Linked DNA regions of Mus musculus: region 1 is linked to region 2. A link is a loop called in an ENCODE intact Hi-C map of the cell type or tissue named here. Cell type or tissue: left cerebral cortex. All regions are shown on one strand. Links, peaks and the distances in the headings refer to the core of each region. The heading gives the core; the rest is flanking DNA. Region 1 overlaps Hdac8 (histone deacetylase 8). Region 2 overlaps Hdac8 (histone deacetylase 8).

The links. Peaks named below come from ENCODE experiments on the same cell type or tissue, not always from the same donor. Only the 100,000 strongest peaks of a DNase experiment are listed, where the experiment ranks them.
Region 1: it touches region 2 in a loop (3-fold over the local background); 3 of 42 quality-filtered maps call a loop at or near these places.

The regions. Positions count from the first base shown.
Region 1 is chrX:102,474,699-102,480,077 of GRCm38, reverse strand. The region is part of intron 4 of Hdac8 (histone deacetylase 8); the gene reads left to right. It overlaps Gm32262 (a long non-coding RNA gene), which reads right to left. Exons shown (of 14, transcript XR_003953070.1): 10 at 1-5,379. Among named protein-coding and RNA genes, the nearest start is that of Hdac8, 28 kb to the left of the region's middle. In left cerebral cortex, for the core only: CTCF peaks have their summits at 943 (motif pointing right) and 3,073 (motif pointing right); DNase peaks (open chromatin) are centred at 943, 3,094, 4,354 and 4,901.
Region 2 is chrX:102,348,097-102,353,475 of GRCm38, reverse strand. The region is part of intron 9 of Hdac8 (histone deacetylase 8); the gene reads left to right. The region is part of intron 2 of Gm32262 (a long non-coding RNA gene); the gene reads right to left. Among named protein-coding and RNA genes, the nearest start is that of Gm32262, 54 kb to the right of the region's middle. In left cerebral cortex, for the core only: no CTCF peak of the experiment used is centred there; a DNase peak (open chromatin) is centred at 3,119.

The DNA.
Region 1 (5,379 bases), core at 62-5,061, 130 kb before region 2:
GGCAGTAATTCTGTCTTCAGATGTCTACAGTCGGTCTTTATTCTTCCTCCCCGTGGAAGCTACTAACATTTCTCTTACTGTATTACAGCAGCTGCCCAGACAGTGTTCTTGCTTCTAGCCTTGTCCCTTTGATCTGTTTTGTGCAGAACAGGCACAGTGACCCTGTCACAACATAAATTAGATCCTGTCACTCCTTGGCTTGTCATGCTGCATTGGCTGGCTGCCTCCCCATTTCACATAGAGTAAAACAAAACAGTCCATGCTCTGGTCTGCTCGTCCCTACCAAATACTCCTGTATCCCGTCCCTTGGTGAACTATTACTCTCTTCCTTCACTGACTCCTTGTGTTCACCCCTAGGCCTTTGCCCTTGCCATTCCTATTTCTTCCTTGCCCCCCCCCCAAAAGCCACCTCAGTCCCTTTGGGTCCTTGCATACCACATTCTCAGTGGGGCCTCCCTGTTTATACCTGTCGCTTCACTGCCTAGAATCATACCTAGCATATAGCAAATATTCAATAAAAATGTTTATAAGGACAAATGAGTGTGAATGTTGAAGAGATGGCAGAAAAGTAAAAGTAAGAAATACTGATTTTAGTCCTTGGGGTATGTTCTTATGTCATTACCGATCAAATTATTGATTGTCAATGTTTAGAAAATAGAAAATAAATTAAACTGCAAAGATTAGCTACTACCTTATCAAGGTATGCTCCGATATGTGTTGGCTGAATCAATGATAATCTCTTAACAGACTGAATGAAATTATCAGAACATAGAGATAGTGGGGAGGGGAGGAAAGAGAGAGGCTGGGGTGGGGAGAGGAGGAGAGAGGGAAAAGAGATTAGTGTCATCCCAAACTTAGATAAGCCTTTGTAGTGTAGTTGAGCTTATCAACCATTAACTGACTGAGCTGTTACATAAGCATTGCATTTTAACCAAGAGACCACTAGAGGGAGCGCAAGGTTAAGCAAGAATGTTCTCTAAATGAAATTCTCTTACCTTCATTCGCTTTTCTAGTTATTGGTCCAATTGTCATCTAAACTCTTCCATCAGTTCAGAGCGTTCTCCTGAACTGACTTCTTTCGTGTGTCTTTAATAAATATTTGTGATTTGAATGGAAGGATGGATGTTTAGAATCAACATATTGTCACCTTGACATCTGTTTTACTAGGTAACTGTGGCCCGCTGATTTCCCTTGAGAAATCACCCTTCAGAGTTTATAAACTACTAATAAATATTATATTCATGGTACTTTGTTCTTAAAGAATCATTAGGCAAGAAGAGCAAGAGTCATGGAGTCTGTTGCTTTACTCTTGTAAAGGCTAGTGTCAGACCACAGGATAAGTTGGGTGGCTGCTTGGGCTGCCTGTGTTCTTCTCCGCCTCCGCCTCCTCCCACACTCCACTTCCTGGGCCAGTGACAGCTGATAAAGGTCCTATTTCCTGAGCTTGTTTGATACCATGGAAATCATTAGCTCTACTTCTGCACACAGAGATTGCATTACTGTCTGCAATGTGCTTTAGGGCTCTCAAGTTGTTTGGGATGAGCAAAGTTTAGCAGACAGCTTTATTGTCTTCGTAATCATTGACCCTGCTGACATTCGCTGAAGGGATCTTAGGTCTGGATTCGGAACTATCTGTGCTGGCTTCCTGAGGAATGTGGACTCCTTGACCTGTTGTCATGTCATGGTTAAAGTCTTTTACTGCCCTTAATCTAGGCCTCTGAGTTGGACCCTCAGTTTAGGGATTTTTTTCATTAATAGAATAATTTCAAATAACCTAGAAATAGGATTTTCTAATAAACTTTACTTACTAGAAAAAATGTGAAGGTATTTAAACATGGGCACCTCGTAGAGCGTTCCTATACCCCGCACAGTTTTCTCTGCATTCAGTATCTCACACGAGCATGGTACACTTGTGACCGTTAAGGAATCAATGCTGGCGCACAGTTGTTACCTGCACTCCACAGTCTATTCAGACAGCAGCTAAGTTTTCCTTTGGGTTCCTTTTCTTTCAGTACTAGGATCCCAACCAGGCCGCCATACATTTACTCATGATGTCTGCCCAGGTTCCTCTTGGCTTTTGAAGCTTCTAAAACTTTCCTTGTTTTTCATGATTTTCAGTTTTCAAGAGTACTGCTCATATTATTCAATATAGTATTATTTTAGGTTATTTTATCTATTTTCTAATCTGTTTCGTGGTATCTTTTCAAAGGAGCCGGATGACAGCCAAGTCTTCTTTTTTTGGTTCTTAGCACCTCTTTGGCTTTAGTTTAATTTTTCCTCTGGCATCTATTTTAACATTAATTCCAAATAGTTCCTGGAGCTGCTCCTTGCTAAAGGAGGGGGGACTAGCCTTCCATTCGTGATCTCTTGGAGAAAGCCTTTCTGTTCTCCACAGTCAGCCAGCTCATGCTGTCATCGCCTTGTCTCAGGAAAGTCAAGTGGGGATTGTAGATCCAGATTCAAAGTCCGTATCTGTACCTGACTGATTTCTTTTCTCCTTTTTCTAATGTCTGAAATAGTAAGAATTCTCATTCTCAATTTCTGTTTAACTGGAAGAAGAGCCCAGAACTCTGGTGCAAGGAGCAGATGGTGGCACCCAGAGAAGCACTGGCCCCGGCTTTCCAGCATGTACTTGTTCTGCAGCCTGGCTTTCCAGATTTCCATATTTTGGTCATTATCACCAAGTAAAAGTCACCCCCCCCCCGCCGCCATGTCCTCAAATTTTAATCTAATTATGCACACAATTCTTACACAGTTGATACTACTGACTTACTTGGGATGCCAGCAAGCTACATTTACTTCCTAGCTGTCCTTTGTTACAATTCCACAAACCTTTATTTTCTGTGCCTTTTAAGAATTAAGGGATATGGCTCTTTAAATTGTTCTAGAAACTAGGGAAAAATCTAAGTAAGGCATAAATTGAGATCAGTTTAAAACTGGTCTTGTCTGATATACCTTAATGGCATGACAATAATAAAAATATGAATTTATTTTACAAAATTCAGGTTTTTAATTTTTATGTGTATTCATCTTTTGCCTGCATGTATCTAGGCAACATGTACATGCAGTACCTGCAGAGACCAGAAGAGGGCGGGAGATCATCTCCTACCCGCTTCCAGGACTAGAGGTACAGACTATTGTGAGCCACTCAAAATTGAACCTGAGTCTTCTGGAAAAGCAGTCAGTGCTCTTAAACTCTGAGCCATCTCTCCAGCTCCCCACAAAGCCAAATTTTATCTTCTGGTAATATAGGATGTATTGTAGACAGGTTAGAGCGTATACTACATGAAGGAATGCTGTGGGGCAGCACATGGCTCTCTCCAGCATCCTTTTTGTAAGAGATGATGACGGTTTCATGTAAGCCAGTGGTTCTCACTAATGTTATGGCTGGGGTCACCACAACATGAGGAACTGTATTAAAGGGTTGTAGCATTAGGAAGGTTGAAGCTGCACTGATCTAAGCAGTATCATGGAGGTTGCTAAATTCTTATTATTAATATCCTGACCAGGACTCCCCTGCAGTAAATTTTCTACAAGATATATTTATATTCATAAAGAAGGTAACATCATTTAACTTCAAAGATTTCTGTTTGCCCTCAAAAGCAAAGAAATTTTACGATAAGCATTATCAAAATTTAGTAAAAACATTCTAAGAAATGCATGTTAATTACATGAATTATGACATAAATTGTTGAGATTCAACTCCCAAGAAATAAAATTATTGAGAGCAATGGTATAAATTATGAACAATTCTGAGTGCCCAGGGAAATAAAGGATCTTTGCCTCTTACTGGGCACAACTTGGAATAGGCTCAATATTGAAGGCGGCTCACTGAGACTGAACGATTTATCTGAGTTATGCCCTCGATCGCATTTTTGTTTCTGATTTAAAATCAGTTTTCTTCTAGGCATTATCTATAGCTAGTTAACTCAGGCAGTTACAATACATTCCAAGTAGGGCCCAAAGCGTGATTTTTTGACCTTGTATAAACCCATTAGTTTTCATATGCTCAAATGGTACTACTGGCCACACCATTTTTCTTTTTTTGAGCTAGCCATCTCTTCAAAACTATATCCTCTGTCTCAGAGAAGACCAAACTGGTGGCTGGAGATCGATACATGTAAGTCTCTCCTAAAGCAGTGTGTCGAGGGAGCAGCTGGAAACCCCTTTTCTCCCAGTGCTGCACCAGTCATGTCCTTTCCGCTGCTTTGCCTCACTGTGTTGTACGAGTACCCGGAAATACAGAGCTATGTCTGTTCCCTCCCCTGTTTTATATTCTATTAGCTCAGGGAAGATTTTCATTCCATTGAGCACCAGACTGTGGGGTATATTTTTGGAAGCAAGTGTAGGTGTACCAGAGCCAAAAAAGGTTGGGAACAACTGTAGACAAACTGATCTCACTGTTCCTAGAGCTGCCAATTCTAGGCATGGAGCCCTTAAAGTGGACTATAAATGTCGAGTGGGTGGTTAAAAGAAAATCCATTATGTGGGCCTAATTTCTGATTTCCCATAATCAGGTGCCTGTGTTTTGTGTACATGCATATTTTGTGTGGAGAGAAGCAGGTGTGCATAGAACTGATTTATTTAGCTATATTAAATCAGAATTTGAGTCTCATTGAAAGAAAAATATGAAGTGTATAATTAGAATAGGTAATACTTTTTACTTTTATAAATGCATTTTAGATATATTGTGCTAACATTCCTATTGAAGGCAGTAGGTTAGACTAGCAATTTTGCGGTAGAAAAGAAACTAAAGCAAAGAGACTTGGGTTCTTGGTTCCTATCCCAGTTTCTATCTTACGTTTATAGAACATATACATCTCTAAAGCTTGTTGGACAGAAATGTGAAATAAAGTAAAAGAAGGAGTTCTGGTTTTTCCTTCGCCTTTGGGAGAGGAAACAATCAGTTGTAAATACTAAAGGTTGATCTGTAAAAGCCATCGAGTCTGAGTCAGTTCTCACAAGTGCTGTGCATTTGACAGCCACGTGAATGGGGCTGCAGGAGTCGTGAAGAGGTATAGGAAAGAGCCCAGAGAAAAATAGCATAGGAACGTTTGGACATTAGACACGGAAATGGTGGGATGAATATGTGTGTGTGTGTGTGTGTGTGTGTGTGTGTTTGTGTGTGTGTGTGTGTGTATGTGTGTGTGTATGTATGTGTGTATTGTGTGTTTATGTGTGTGTGTGTGTCTGTGTATATGTGTGTGTGTATCTGTATTTGTGTATGTGTGTGTGTGCATGTGTATGTGTGTGTGATATGTTAACCAGCCCTACCTTACAGTAATGGATTCACTTATTCTTCCTTTTCTAGATCCTTGGAGGGCGGAGGGGGACGGTGTGGTGAGGGTGAGACAGGCTCTCACTATGTAGTCCTGGCTG
Region 2 (5,379 bases), core at 222-5,221:
GGAAAAATACAGCTCTCTAGCTATTTCCTGACGGTGAGTTGGACTAGCATTGTAAAACTGGGAGTTAATATATGGGTAAATTTTAAAACTATGAGATAAATAAAATCACCAAGGGGGGTGGTGTATAGCTGGAGAAGAGGAGATGTCTAGAAACTGAGCTCTGAGATAGTCCCAAGTCAAAATGTTGGAGGAGAAATAAGAACTAGCAAAGAAGACAGAAAGAACTGAAAACAGACACAAAGAGGGAAAATCAAGAGTATGCAGTTCTAGAAGCCAGGTGACAAATGTGTTTCAAAGAGGAGGTTGTGCTCAACTGTGTCACGTGCTGCTGGGAAAATCAAGCAAGATAAGAACTGAAAATTGACAGTTGCACTAAGCAACAGAGAGTCACGGAGGCCTGGAGGAATGTTACTAGAGCTAAATGGAAAAGTCGGATTGATACACATTTCAGAAAGAATGCAAGGAGATCAGTGTCATGTCTATACAGCAGCAGCAAGAATCAAAAATGCAATTAAAACTACGACAGCAGTAAAAATAGAAGGTGTCAAGAATAAATCAAACAAAATATGTGCCAGAGATCCATTGTGGAGGAAATTATAAAACTTTATCAAGATAAAGAGCCGTGTCCTGTTCAGAGGTAGGGAGACTCAATATTGTAAAGCTATCCTTTACAATCAATAGATAGTCTAAAGCAATCAATATAGCCATTGTAATTCCTATCAAAAATCTTACAGGGCCTTTCATGGAATTTGATGAGTTGCTTCTAAATTTTATATAGGTATGCAAAGAAAAGCCAGGGCATTCTTGAAGAGCAGTAAGATAGGACTTCCTCTATCAGATATTACATGTTACCATACCGCTCTAGTACTTAAAACAGTGGGGTGGGGTGAGGGTAGCTTGTGGGGGACGGGTGCCTCAGTGCAGCTGGTCATATTTGGTAGATGTGTGCACGGCAGTGGTAGGTTTACAGCTACATATTTTAGACTCCATAATTTACATGTATGTTAAGTGTTTAGGTATAGAAAATTACATACAAATATGATTTAGGTATATGAGGCATTTGTACATATCAATTATATCTTAAAATGAGAACTTGAGAGGAATTCTTTTCTTCTAAGAACTTTCAGATTGGAACCTGTAAAAACTATGATGAAAACATTTCAAATCTGCTCCTCTGGCAATTTCCAAGTACACAGCGGGCCAGTGTTAAGTTCATCGTGATCCTTCCTCCTCCTACCTGACACGCATGCCCTTTGACTAATATCTCCTCACCCTCTCCCAACCCAGAAGATATGTTCTTTAGCTTGGTTTCATCGCTTTTTAATAATGTATATGTGAAAACACCACCTCATACACTAGAAATATATACAATTGCATGGGGCAGGGAGTGAGGGCAGGTTGTTGGAGATGGAACCTAGGCCTCCATGAATGCTAGCCAAATTTCTTACTAGTGAGCCCGACCTGCAGCCATTGTTACAGCTTTTGTTGAAATTAAGGTTTTATAAAGAAAGGTTTTAAAGAGTAAAAAAACAGACTTGTAAGCAGTAGTGGACTTCCACAGCAGCTGTGTTGGTCTGGGTGCATGGCTCTCCTATTTCCCTCCTACTGCCTGTAAAAGAGGGCAGATTTCAGGAAGCTCAGTAGTACAGGAATAATCATGCCCTGTGTAGTGGCCAAGGATGTACTCAGGCACTGAGCTTCCCAGTGTTGTCATAGAAGAGCGAAATTGGACAGACTCTGACATGCTGGGTAGCTTTAGAGGTCTCTAAAGGTACAGGGCTGGAGGATGGGCAGAAACTTGAGGCGTAAAGCACCAGAGAGGTGGTTTTGTTTTGTTTTCTAATGGAATTTTCCACCAGCTCATGTGACCCAAGACAACATCCAATTCTTCCAGAGTTCTCTTCGGGGTTTAACTAGGATACACTTTGTAGTCCCTTCCAGCCTAAACAGACAAAAATTCTAAGTCTACCTGAGGGGAAAACAGCTTGCACATTTCCCCTCCTGGTCTCCAGGTTGGTGAGTAATTAACCTCCTCTCTATTGATTAGAGCTCTTCTAAGTATTGCTGAGTTGGCTCTCTAGAAGTGTAGAAAAACAAAGCCACGCGTATCTCCAAATGGCCATCCTTTAATCAGGAACTCCCATTTTCATATTTAGTTTTGAGACTATAAATAGAAGTGTAAGTGAAACTGTCCTACAGACCAATGCAGCCTGTCCTCACCCTCCATGCTGCCTGTGACAAGTGGCTTCTGGGCACTGTACAGAACCCTCCTGTGTGGTGTTCCTTCTGTGTACGTTTCCAGAAAGGAGCACCTGCAAACATCTTTACAGATGTGTCTGCCCATCTGACTTCGCTTATCTTTACATTTTTTTCCCTCTGTTTCATGGCAAGCAAACACAGCAATGACCAAAAGAGACCTCTATGTGTACAAACTGAGCTTGGTCATTGAGAGATGCACTAACAGCGATGCTAAAGAGACAGCTGGATAGATGAGTAGCGTAGCACTAGGCATCATTTGTGCCAGCTGCTTCTCGTTTTTCTTCCTTTCCAATTTGGGACTGCCCTCCCTCTGCCAGGGATGCTGAGCTGTGTAACTGCTCAGAGCCCCTGGATTGTTAGACAGTGAGCAGGGCCAGGGTGAACTGACTTCCTCATGTCAAAGCTCCCCTTGGACATAAGAGGCTCAAGCCTCCACTTTAAAACTGGAGAGGAAATCTGAAAAGTGCAGACCACTTTCATCACTTGCAGCCCCATCTTCATCCTCTCCTTGGAAATTGACTAGTGTTCTTTAAAGCAGCTTTTGCTTTTCACCCTTGAACTCCGCTTGCTTTGTTTCCTCAGCAGCACTTTTGAGGAACTAATTTATGAAGGCTACAGGGACTATGTGTTACTCTGGGTGACTCACTGGCCTATAGTCGATGCTGGGGAGCGTCTTAGAGATGAACAAAAACTGCCAAGGGTGGCTTCGGTCCAGCACCCAAATGTTCACATCATCTTCCCTGCCCCCTTTTCCATTTTAGGGTGAAAGTACTCAGGGACAAGAGGGGGAAGGGATTTATGGGAATAAATAAGATACTGTCTCACAGCCAAAGCAACATTCAGATTCTCAGCTGGCAGAGGAATTCCTGAGCCTGATCTGTAGTGAAAGCATGAGCAATCTGCTAAATGGAATGCAAAGAGAACCCAACTTAATCTCCAATCCAGACCATCTACAAGGAGTCTCTCTCGGGCAGCCAGTACTATTCCTGGAAGGCACAGCACTCGCTCACCCCAGTGGCCCCGCCCTGGCGTGAGAAACCCGGAGCTCTGCCAGTGCCAACTCAGGCTCTTATTTCTGCTGTCCAGTTGCTTTGGTGAAATAGGAGTGAACACTGCCTATCCATGAAAGGGCAACTCTGAAAGCGATTTATAAACTGTAAAGTACCAGGGAACGTCAGGTGGCCCTGTCACTCATGCATTTCTGTTCTATACTGCACTCCTTCAGTTGTCTTTCCTCATTATGGGACAAAAACCACAGAATTTTGTGGTAAGAGGTCAGGCCCTGCATATAATCAATCATGCACAAGCCCTACAACATAGAAGCATAATCGGCCTTAATTCTGTGTTTTCCCGTCGACACATGGAGAGCATTTGCCAGTCAGCGACCTCACAAAGACGTCACAGAATGGTCAAGAAATGACCCCAGAAAAGCTCTTGTTGGGGGAAAGCCGTAAAGCCTTTTGAAGGGAAAACTTTCAATTCCAAAGGGCGATTATTATTTCTTCATTGAAGTAAAAACCCTTGTGTTTATCCAGCCTTTGATTCTGATGTCAAATGTCCGATGACTCCTCAAACTCTGCTCCAAAAGAAAGAGAAGGCAGTCATGCTGGGGTCGCTGTAGCTAGTGGTGGGCTCTGCCCAAAGTGACTGGCCGGGGAGATCAAAGAGCTGAGCCTCTGTGCTTTGCAGGGTGGGTCACCCTGGGGCTGTATGAAAGAGCTTCCATCTCTGGCTCGCACCTCACCCTGGCTGCACATTTAGTAAATAAAGGAACTTGACGTTTATGTTAAATAGAAAATTAAGATCTTCATCATTTTATTCGTCCCTCTGCCCATTGTTTATTTTGAATGTATATTTAATAGCACTTTCCAGAGCAGAGCAAGACAAAGAGGGCTGTGATACCAAGCCAGGCAGGCAGGGAGTAGGCATTCCATTCCTTTCCTCCCGAGCCTCCTTTTCCCAGAGCCCATCCAGCTGACAGGTGCCAGAAGGGAAGAAATGTTAGTAAATGTTAGTTTCCAGCTCCAAAGAAGCTGTCACAAAAGGGAGACAGAACAAGAAAGCTCATAAAATCCTTCAACTGAGGGATGTAGCGAGACCTATCTAATTACACGAGATTAGAAACGGTTTAACTTGTTGAGAATGTGCTACATGTGGAATGAAAGAAAATGACACCTCCAGCGCCCTGTAATGATACTGTATTGGGAGGGAAGCACAAAGGGTTTGTTCACGCTATCAGTAACACCAGTTTTTCTCATCCAAACAGTTTAGCCACATCTGGTTTTAATATGGTGGTCTAAGTGAAGTCAGTTAACTTTTCACCCACTGCTCTGGCCCTCCTTTTGCTTCCTTCGAATACAGTTCCATTTGTATTGGCATTGTCCTCTCGCCCATGCCTCTGCAAGCTGACCAAGGCAGGCGGGGGGCGGGGGGGAGTGGGGAGATTATGCTCAGAAACTGTGCTTATCTCTGGACTCTGGAGGGTTTTACTGTTCAAATAGCATGTTGTTTTGGAAGCAAGGCCTAGTCTTTGTTTCAGCTAAACTCAACAGAATTTAGATGTGTCCTTCTACCTAATTCATTAAGCTACCAATACTAAATAAGAACTCCCTCAGTTGTTTGTGAGTTGTGAAACATCTTAGTTTGGTTTGGTTTTTTTAACAGAAAGGCAAAGATCACCCTGATTACTTTTTTATGTCGTGTCAGGAATCAAACCCGGGGCTTTGTACTTGCTGAGCAAGCACACCACCACTGAACTGGACCCCCGCCCCTCATCTCAGGTACTCCCAACTAGAATGTTTTGGGAAGTCTGGCACCCATCTAATGGGTCTCTGGCAAATATAGAATTGATTAGGCATTGTTGTGCCTGTGTTGGAGGAAAAGGACCTTTGGTGACTGTACCCCAAGGGGGCAACAAGATGGGCATATTTCTTATAAAAGCAGAACTTTCAAGCTATAAAATGCATTCCAGTAGACATCCATTTATATTGTATACAAACCGCTAGAAAGGGGGGTTTAATTCCCCACATTCTAAAATCAGTAGACTTTTATAAATGGCTATGATGAAAGGCCATGATTCAAAAATTATTTAGTCCTAAGATACTAAATAATATTTACAGA